Regions from separate parts of the Homo sapiens genome. Here region 1 is linked to region 2. A link is a loop called in an ENCODE intact Hi-C map of the cell type or tissue named here. Cell type or tissue: PC-3. All regions are shown on one strand. Links, peaks and the distances in the headings refer to the core of each region. The heading gives the core; the rest is flanking DNA.

What was found. Peaks named below come from ENCODE experiments on the same cell type or tissue, not always from the same donor. Only the 100,000 strongest peaks of a DNase experiment are listed, where the experiment ranks them.
Region 1: it touches region 2 in a loop (2.1-fold over the local background); 1 of 110 quality-filtered maps calls a loop at or near these places.

Annotation. Positions count from the first base shown.
Region 1 is chr13:89,952,287-89,956,842 of GRCh38, reverse strand. No RefSeq gene overlaps it. Among named protein-coding and RNA genes, the nearest start is that of LINC00559, 170 kb to the left of the region's middle. In PC-3, for the core only: no CTCF peak of the experiment used is centred there; no DNase peak of the experiment used is centred there.
Region 2 is chr13:90,053,150-90,057,705 of GRCh38, reverse strand. No RefSeq gene overlaps it. Among named protein-coding and RNA genes, the nearest start is that of LINC00559, 64 kb to the left of the region's middle. In PC-3, for the core only: no CTCF peak of the experiment used is centred there; a DNase peak (open chromatin) is centred at 2,375.

The sequences.
Region 1 (4,556 bases), core at 146-4,145, 100 kb after region 2:
AAAGTTAATGATTTCTCCTTTTTTAACTCACATTCAAATGTTCTAGAAAGTCATCTTTAATATTACTTAAATTAGGAAACCAATTAAGTTTTTATATGTATATCAAATGTACTTTTAAATAATATTTAAAAATTAAAATAATTTGCATTCCTTAGTAAATACATAGAAATGAATAAAACTGGAAAAACTAGAGAGAAGCAGAGCCCAAGATAACAAAGCTTTAATTTTTCTATAGTTTATTTAATTGATAAAATGTATACATAGTTTTCTACATATTAATGTATGGCTGGTCAATAAAACATAGAAAATCAATACTTTCCAGAAAGATATGTATTCTGGTGGAGAATGAGAAATATGTCAATCAATACAAACATGCACGCACACACACACATGTGCAGATCCATACCAAAATATATACCACATATTCCACATATTTTATGCAAATATATCTGGCAAATATGTGGTATATACTTTTGACAACTATATCTTATCAGCCAAAAGTATACACCACATATTCTAGGCAAATATATCTGATAAGATTGGCTAATTTTAGGCAAATCTACTCAATAAAACTGTAGTTTTGATAGAATTTCCAAAATAAAAATAGAACAATTTTGTTGTTAATTTAAAATTTTTCTGAAAACAAAATAAGAATATGCCTTACACCTAACACAACACACAATAATACTTTCAAAATGTCATTAGTTCTTCTTGGCATTCAGGCTCCCAACTAAGCATGTTCAGCAATGCAAATAAATAAGGACAATTATCCTTCATTACACATGTTCTTGAAAGTTCTAATCTAGTGGAATAAAAGCCTTGTACTTAAAATATATATCTGCGTGCCTTCATTCATAATTACAGGGAGATACATGTTATTTCTATTTTGAGTTCAATGTTTCACTGCACAAATAGAAACATCAATGCATATGAAAGCTATCATAATAGAAACTCATTTACATATAAGATGGTTCCAGAAAGTTAAAAATGTCATGAGGAGAAAGATGAGGAAAAGATCAAGCTTAAATTCCTTTTCACTGAATTTGAGTAAGCTCATATTATTCCTCTGATTGTAATTATATATTATTGTCTGTAATGTATCACAATTTCCAGTAGGATTACTTTTTTTTCCATGTTACGTTTGTGTGAATTATACTGTTTCTGAACTTTGATTTTTACCTTCCTTAAATTATAATCAGAAAGAGTGGACTTACATCATGAAATATTCATATTTACATTGGGCAGCATCATTGGATGAGCACATGAGCTCATATTTACTTGTCTCCTTCAAACCCAGTTTTGTTTTGTAAACAAAATCTAAAAGTAACTGGAAAGTAGCATATCATTCTGGTTAAAGGTCTGGTAATTGGAGTCAGACAAACTTACTTTCCAAAGTTTGCTGTGATCCTTAATGGCTATATAGAATTTTTCAATGTAATTGAATTTGCCAAGATTTATCCCTTCATAAACTGTTCCTTATATGAAAATATTGGGATAATAACTATTTCCATTTAATAATCTTGAGAAAAAAGAACAAAGATGGAAGCATATCACATCCTGATCTCAAAATATATTACAAAGCTACAGTAATGAAACAGTATGGCACTGACACACACACACACACACACACACACACACACACACACACACAGAGACACACAAAGACAGACATAAAAACCAATGGGACAAAATGGAAGTCCAGAAATAAATTCATGCACGTAATGTCAATTGCTCTTAGACAAAGGTGCCAGGAACACACAATGGGGAAATGACACTCTCTTCATTAAATGATGTTTGGCAAACTGGATATCTACATGCAAAAGAGTAAGTCCAGACCCTTATCTCACCCCATACACAAAATTCAACACCAAATGGAATAAAGACTTAAACTTAAGACCTGCAACTGTAAAACTCCCACAAAGAAATATGGAGGAAGAGCTTTATGACATTGGTCTTGGCAACTGTTTCTTGGATATGACACCAAAAGCTCAGGCAACAAAAGGAAAATAGCAAGCCAAGTATCTGATAAGGAAGTTAGTTTTCAAACTATATAAAGAACCTCTACAAGTAAGGAAAACAAAGAAACAACCTGATTAAAGATGGGAAAACGACATAAATGGGTATTTCTTAAAAGAAGACATACCAATGGCCAAGAGATATATGAAAAAAATGCTCAACATCATTAATTATCGGGCAAAAGTAGTTGAAAACTACAGTACAATGAAATATCACCTCACATATGCTAGGAAGGTTATTATGAAATAGAAAATATAATAATTGGTGAGAATGTGAAGAAACTGGAATCCTTGTATGCTGTTGGTGGGAATGTAAAATGGTTTGGCAGCTATGGAACATAGTATGGATGTTCCCAGAAAAGTTAAAAATGAAACGACGGTATGATCCTGCCATCTTTCTCCTGGGTAAATATGCAAGGGAATAGGAATCAGGATCTCAAAGGGATATCTTCATGCCTATGTTTACTGCAATGCACCATTATTCACAATAGCCAAGACATGAAAACTGTCCAAGTGTCCATGGGCCAATGAATAAAAATAGATAAAGAAACTGTGGTATCTACACATCATGGAACATAATTCATCCTTAAAGAAAAAGGAAATCTATCCTTCCATTTGTAGCAACATAGTGGGACCTGGATGATATTATGCTAAGTGAATTCAGTCAGTCACAGAAGAAAAATGCTGAATGATTCCACTTATAGAAAATATATAAAATAGTTAAAATTATAGAAGCCAGAAATAGAATGTTGGTTTTCAGGGGCTGGGTGGTGGGAGAAATGGTGAGATGTTATTCAACCGGTATAAAGTTACAATTATACAACTGAGTACGATCCCAATATCTGTTGTAAAAAATAGTGCCTACAGTTAACCAAGGTGGTACTGTGTATTTCAAAATTTGCTAAGAGCGTAGATTTCATGTCGTGTTCTTACCATAGAAACAAAACAAAAAGACATAAGGAAACAAAACAAAAAGACATAAGGAAACAAAAAGAAACAAGAATACTTTGGGAGGTGTCGGATATGTCTACTTCCTTGATTGTGGTGATGTCATCACAGCTGTTTGCATATGTCCAAACTCATCAATTTGTACACTTAATTAAATAAGTACAGTTTTGGTTATCAATTATATCTCAATAGAGCTACTTTTTTTCTTTTAAATGTGTGTATAAATGTAATCACCTTTTTCCATACTTAGAGAATGTATATTCAAGATTTAATGATCAGGGAGATGAAATGGCTCAGACTGAGGTAAGTGAGACAAAACCAGATATTAAATAAACAGAAATAATAATATATTAAATAAATAGAAAAGGCAAGCTCTGGGATGGAGGTTGGGCAGGACAATGAGAGTAAGAAGAAACACAAATTGAGAAAAGGACACAGTTGAAAACGGAGACTCAAACAATAGAAAAAAATCCAACTATTCATGTATATCAGATATAGCAGGATTTAACAGAAATACAGCTCAAACTTTTGAGTTAGACAGATATGAGCTCTATTCAATTGACAATTCAATTATTCGATTCAATTCTTATTTGTGTAAATGTGGTAACCACTCAGTCCACTCAATTGTAAAATTGAAGAAATAATATTCTCTATGGTTCTTAACATATGATAATTATTGGTATAGATATTTTGTAGAGATACAGGCAAGGGAGGATCTAGAGTTTGTGGTTTCTGAAGCATATGCAATTTGTGGAGTCTTCTTAGAAAAAGAATTCAAAATTAATGTTACTAGCTTACATAAGAATAAAAGTTTAGCATGAGAAAGTAAATCACCACCAATTACAAATACCACAAAATTCATATAGTTCGGAAAAATAACAAAACATTTTTATTAATAAACAGCTCAACACAAGAGTAGAATATATTTTTTCTAAAATATTGGTGGCATATTTCATGACTACTTCAAAGGACAATGATTTCATAATATAATTTTCTATATAAATTACAGAAAACTAGTTTTCTCTTTCCTCTAGCATGCTTGTTAAAATTTGTTACATTTATTACTATTATTGTTATCAAAGAGAAGCAAGTTTAGAAAGTGTTCAATTCAGGTTCACAGGTTAATACTGAAATCATTATCAAATATTCAGGCTTATTGTTAAATTTGGGAAAACTATTACCAGATTTCTTCCACTTAGACTACAAAACAACAAGTCACTGCAAATTTCCATTTGGGGTGACTTCTTATATACTGGCTGAATTGATGCTACTAATTAGCCAGTTTGTCACTGATGCTCTGATAGTGTTATTTGTATTATGAATTGTCTATTATCTTTGTCAATGTCAGTATTTTGTGTCAAACAAACAAGAAACAAATCTTTGGCCAATGAGCTGACACAACACAATAATAAGTTGTAATATATAAAACGTGTGATCTCACACTCAGACGTACTCAATATTTGTTTTAATGATACCAACTTGTGCCCTATAAATACGAGGCTTCTGACAAATTCTACTTTATACAATGCCCCCACAAAGAAAAATATCTATTTTTTTTTCTTATCTGGCATATGATGCATTATAGTGTATATG
Region 2 (4,556 bases), core at 360-4,359:
ATGCAAAGAAAATATATGATTCTTTTCCTCTGATCCACAATTTTATGATTTTAATTGACCCCGAAACAGGTAAAATTTCTTTTCCCAAATCTTTCTGAAAAAATTTAGTAACAGAGAAAATTTACATTATAGAAGTTAATCTGAATCTGATACTTGTCTAATCAGATAATTTTATAAAACATCACTGCTAAAAGTAGAATAGAGAGGGCTGTTTGTCCAAAAGCCTTATCAATATGTTAAATATATTTAAACAGATAATGAGTTTACTGATGTATCATATTGTATTGACAAAATACTTTTGTGTAATGAAAAAGACTGCCAACAGAAACAGTGTTGACTTACCTACTGTCAGTTCCTCACTTTGTACCACTTCCAGATCCTAACAGTTCCATATTAAAAGAACAGACACTGAAAAGTCATTAAAGAATATGGACTGTTGAAGATGTATTAAGCAAGTTAGTAGAAATAATCACTCAGCAAAAAAGAAGAGGCATGTGGTAATGTGAGGAGGGGAATATGTATGTATATGAATATATATTTTGCATTTATTTACAAAGAAAGAGTGAAATAGAATAAAGAAAATTATCTATGATTACCTATTGATGTTCCTTGAAAGATTTTATCCTTTATTTGAAATTCTAAAACTCTAATAATTATTTTATAACCTGTTACATCATTTTCCATTCTTCCCTAAGGATAAATACGTTTGCTTTCTAAATAAATTATGAGCATCTTGAATAACAGGGCTATATTCTATTATTCTTTCATTATCTCAATTTACTTTGCACGGTGTTTGATTATTTTTGGATAGACAGAAACATAGATAGATGACATAATAACTTAGGTTTCTGTATTTTATATGCTATAGCATAAATTCAGAAATCTTGTACAGGTACATATGTGTACTTGAAAATATTCAGCTGTGGGAAATAGCACATGAATAGAAAAAGGAACTTGTTGTTAAGATTGTTACTGATACCACTATTGTCTGCTGACATCATATCATATACTCAAATTGTTCCATAACTGCAGCATGAGAATGTTTAAATTCCAAATCAAATTAGTTTTAATTCAAAAATGAGAAGCACAGACATTTCCTTAGGTCTCTGTAAATTATTCATTAATTTATCATGCATTTTCTGAATGTTTCTGCGCAATGTTTGTGTTTTAAGTCAGACTAAATTTAATTTTTTTGTGAGGTGGCAATGAGTTTTTAAAAAGGTGTTGGCAAATTACAAAAAAAAAAGCCTGAGTTAAGATAAAGAATAGATTTAGAAAAGATATTTTGGAATAACTATTTGAAAACACACATAAAGAAAATAAATATTTATATTAGTTTACAAATGGCCTTTATATCTCATTAAGTATAGAGTGAGTGGCCTTAGATGTGTATAGAAGGGAGTGATGAATTTTGGTAGAGCATTATGGCCTATTACTTTGTACCCAAAAACACAGTGGCCACAGCTATACTACTACCACTCTATACACACACACACACACACACACACACACAACTATAAATATATACATACACATATATGTACACACTGCTACTATATATTTCTCATGAAATAATAGCAATATATATTATATATTAATATATAATAGCAAACTGTGTACATATATGTGTATGTGAACATATAAAAGATATATGAAATATATACATGCATAGTAGCAAATAGTGCACATATATGTGTATGTACCTATGGAAGATATGTGAAATATGCTGACATATACCATAAAATATATATGCTCTTACAAATAGTTCATGTATCATAAAACATATATGAAATACCTATATGTATATATAGTAGCAAATAGGTACTACCTGTGTTCATATCATTAGCCTCCTATACTTGAGACTTTACTGAATGATGAAATGCATTTGCCATGCTTGTCCACCTTCAGAATCCTAATACACTCTAAAACTATTTGAAAGATATGGACAAGTATAGTTAGCACCTGTGTATGGTGGTAGCATAAATTATATTCACATTCAGCTCTGAAGTGCAAGAGAATCAAACTACTTTATTTATAATTGATTCATTTTTCAAAAGCTGTAAAGAACTGGAAGGCAGTTTCATTCAATATAGTTTATCCAATTTAATTATGTTTATAACCCTATAAGTAACACTCAGTCCTTCTGGGTAAAAATGTTCATATTCCCTGAGTTTCACCCACATTGCTGTTTACAGATCTACTCCATGGAGCCTGATGGTTCCTTGATAATGGGGGAGATTAGGACTCACATTTTCTCATGATTTTGTTTTTCTGGACTCTACGTGGTGCCATTTGGTTCTACATGGTGTGTCTTCTGAATCCTGTTTTTCTGGTACTGACCAGTGTGACAGCTCTAGATGAAGTTTGTAGTAGGTGTGAAACATGATCTGTGATTACTCAGCGTGGTTGGAACCCTGTCATGCTTCCTGGTTGATGTAGCTTACTTTTCTTATACTAAGGCCACTGTGCCCCTGAAATTGGCTCTATCGTCCCAGGCCCATGGGGGCTCACCCTGTTCCCTTGGCTGAGTGCTGCTTCTGTATCTCCCAGTATACTCTGGAATACTACCCAATGAGACTTTCATCTGTTTTGGTGTTACACACAAAACACAGAGTAAGAAAGAAGCTGAGCAAAGCTAAATTTCAAGGCCTCTTTCATGCAGCCCATCCCAAGCTGTGCTGCAAATTTCCTTTGATATAACTGACACTTTGTTTTGGGAGGCTATTTCATGTTGTCAAATAAAATTTAATTAATTAATTTGATAGATTTGAAGATTTTCATTTATTACTTAAATTTTTAAAATATAATTGCATATTATATATGTGTGTAATAATATATATTATTATATAAGTAATCTTCCATATTCATTTTATTTGTACATCTAGCCAAAAAAATGTGACAAAAATTAAGGTAAGAAAGAAATAATAAAATGAAAAAAAAGCACTTTAAAACATACAGAGACTTTTCTTTAAAGTCTACATTCAAAATGGTACTTTCTCTTCAATTAACACTAAAGCATTTAGACAGTCTAATGCTGAGAAAAATGTAGCTCATAATGTTAATCTATTTAATTGAGCTTACAGTAATAATTGAAAATACATGACTATGTTATGTTTCTGTCTCTAGGTCCACTTAGGAGGGTAACAATCTCTTGATCCGTTTACTATAATTTAGTAAGAAAGTAATTTAAAAGTTTGCACAGAACAGTTGTCCTGGATGTATTCACCCATTCTAAAGGAAGTTGAAAGGAACACCTAGCTGAACCTGCGTTTATTAGAATACAGCGAGTAAAACTACAGCTTTTGTCAATGTGCACTGTGGCTTTTGCCTTCTAGCAAGGAAAAGGATCAGTATTCCAGATGAACACCATGGATCATCAAGTCAAACCCCTTGTCAACAAAATAAATTCAAATGAAAGCTTATGTGACTTTTGGAAAAAGTAGAAAATATTCTGAAAGCTGCAAAAGACATACAATCTAAATCAAGATGATACATAGTTCCATATTTAGCAAATTCATTTCATTCTAAATTTACACTTTACTGACTGTAAAATACATCAGACACCAGAAAATTGCACATCTTATTTAATAAACCAAAGAAAAACAAACACACATAATTTCTAGAAGAATATATACATCATGGACACGTCAGAAGATAAAAATCACATTTCCTAGTGATAAATACATTATAAACTGGTAATTGAGATATTATAAACTACACATTCTAGACAAACTCCATTATATTTCATGTATTTTATTGACAATTAAGATGTGAAAATGAATGCAATTTTAATCTGGTGGTAGGATACCATTAGTTTGTTCTCCTGATACAGAGCAAGAGAAGACTTGGGAACAGGTAGCTATTGTGGGCAGGGGATAGTATTAAGAAGTTAGAGTAAAGGGACTGGGAAACTGATATAGGTATGACAAGGAACCCAAACTGGCATTACATTTCCAGATAATTGTCAGAAAGAGGTCAATCCTGCTGAGGACTCTCTGAAGAAGGATGTGGAACAAAACTTAGAATTGTCCTTCTGGGAGACTGGAGACTGGAACATCTATTCACTGACCACCATTCTCTATTAATGAAGGCCGCCCCAGGAGCATCAGCTTCCCTGCACTTCAAGGATATACTTGCATTGATTAAGCTCTTAGGGTGTCAAAGAAAGCCTGAGGCAGAAAGCTGAGATGTTGGAAGATATCTGTGGAATTAGGTAGTGTCCATCACAGCTAATGTGAATGTTAAAAGCTGAGCCTTGTGGTTGAGACTCTGGATATCAGTCATGACTATCACACATAATCCTACAATCTCCCATTCCATTTATGAGAAATAACATTGTATATTTGGATATTTATATTCAGGCAATAAAACAGTAGGCAACTGTAGAAGATTAAGGTCATTTGGAAGCCTTTCTTACCTAGTCAGAATCTGAAATGAATAATGCTAAAACTGGATTATCAGGAAAAAAGTAATTTGTGGAATACATTCACAAACTGTATTTTTGGTTCTCATATTCTCCTAAAAGCAGCATGTACAAATGAACATGCTCTATGGAT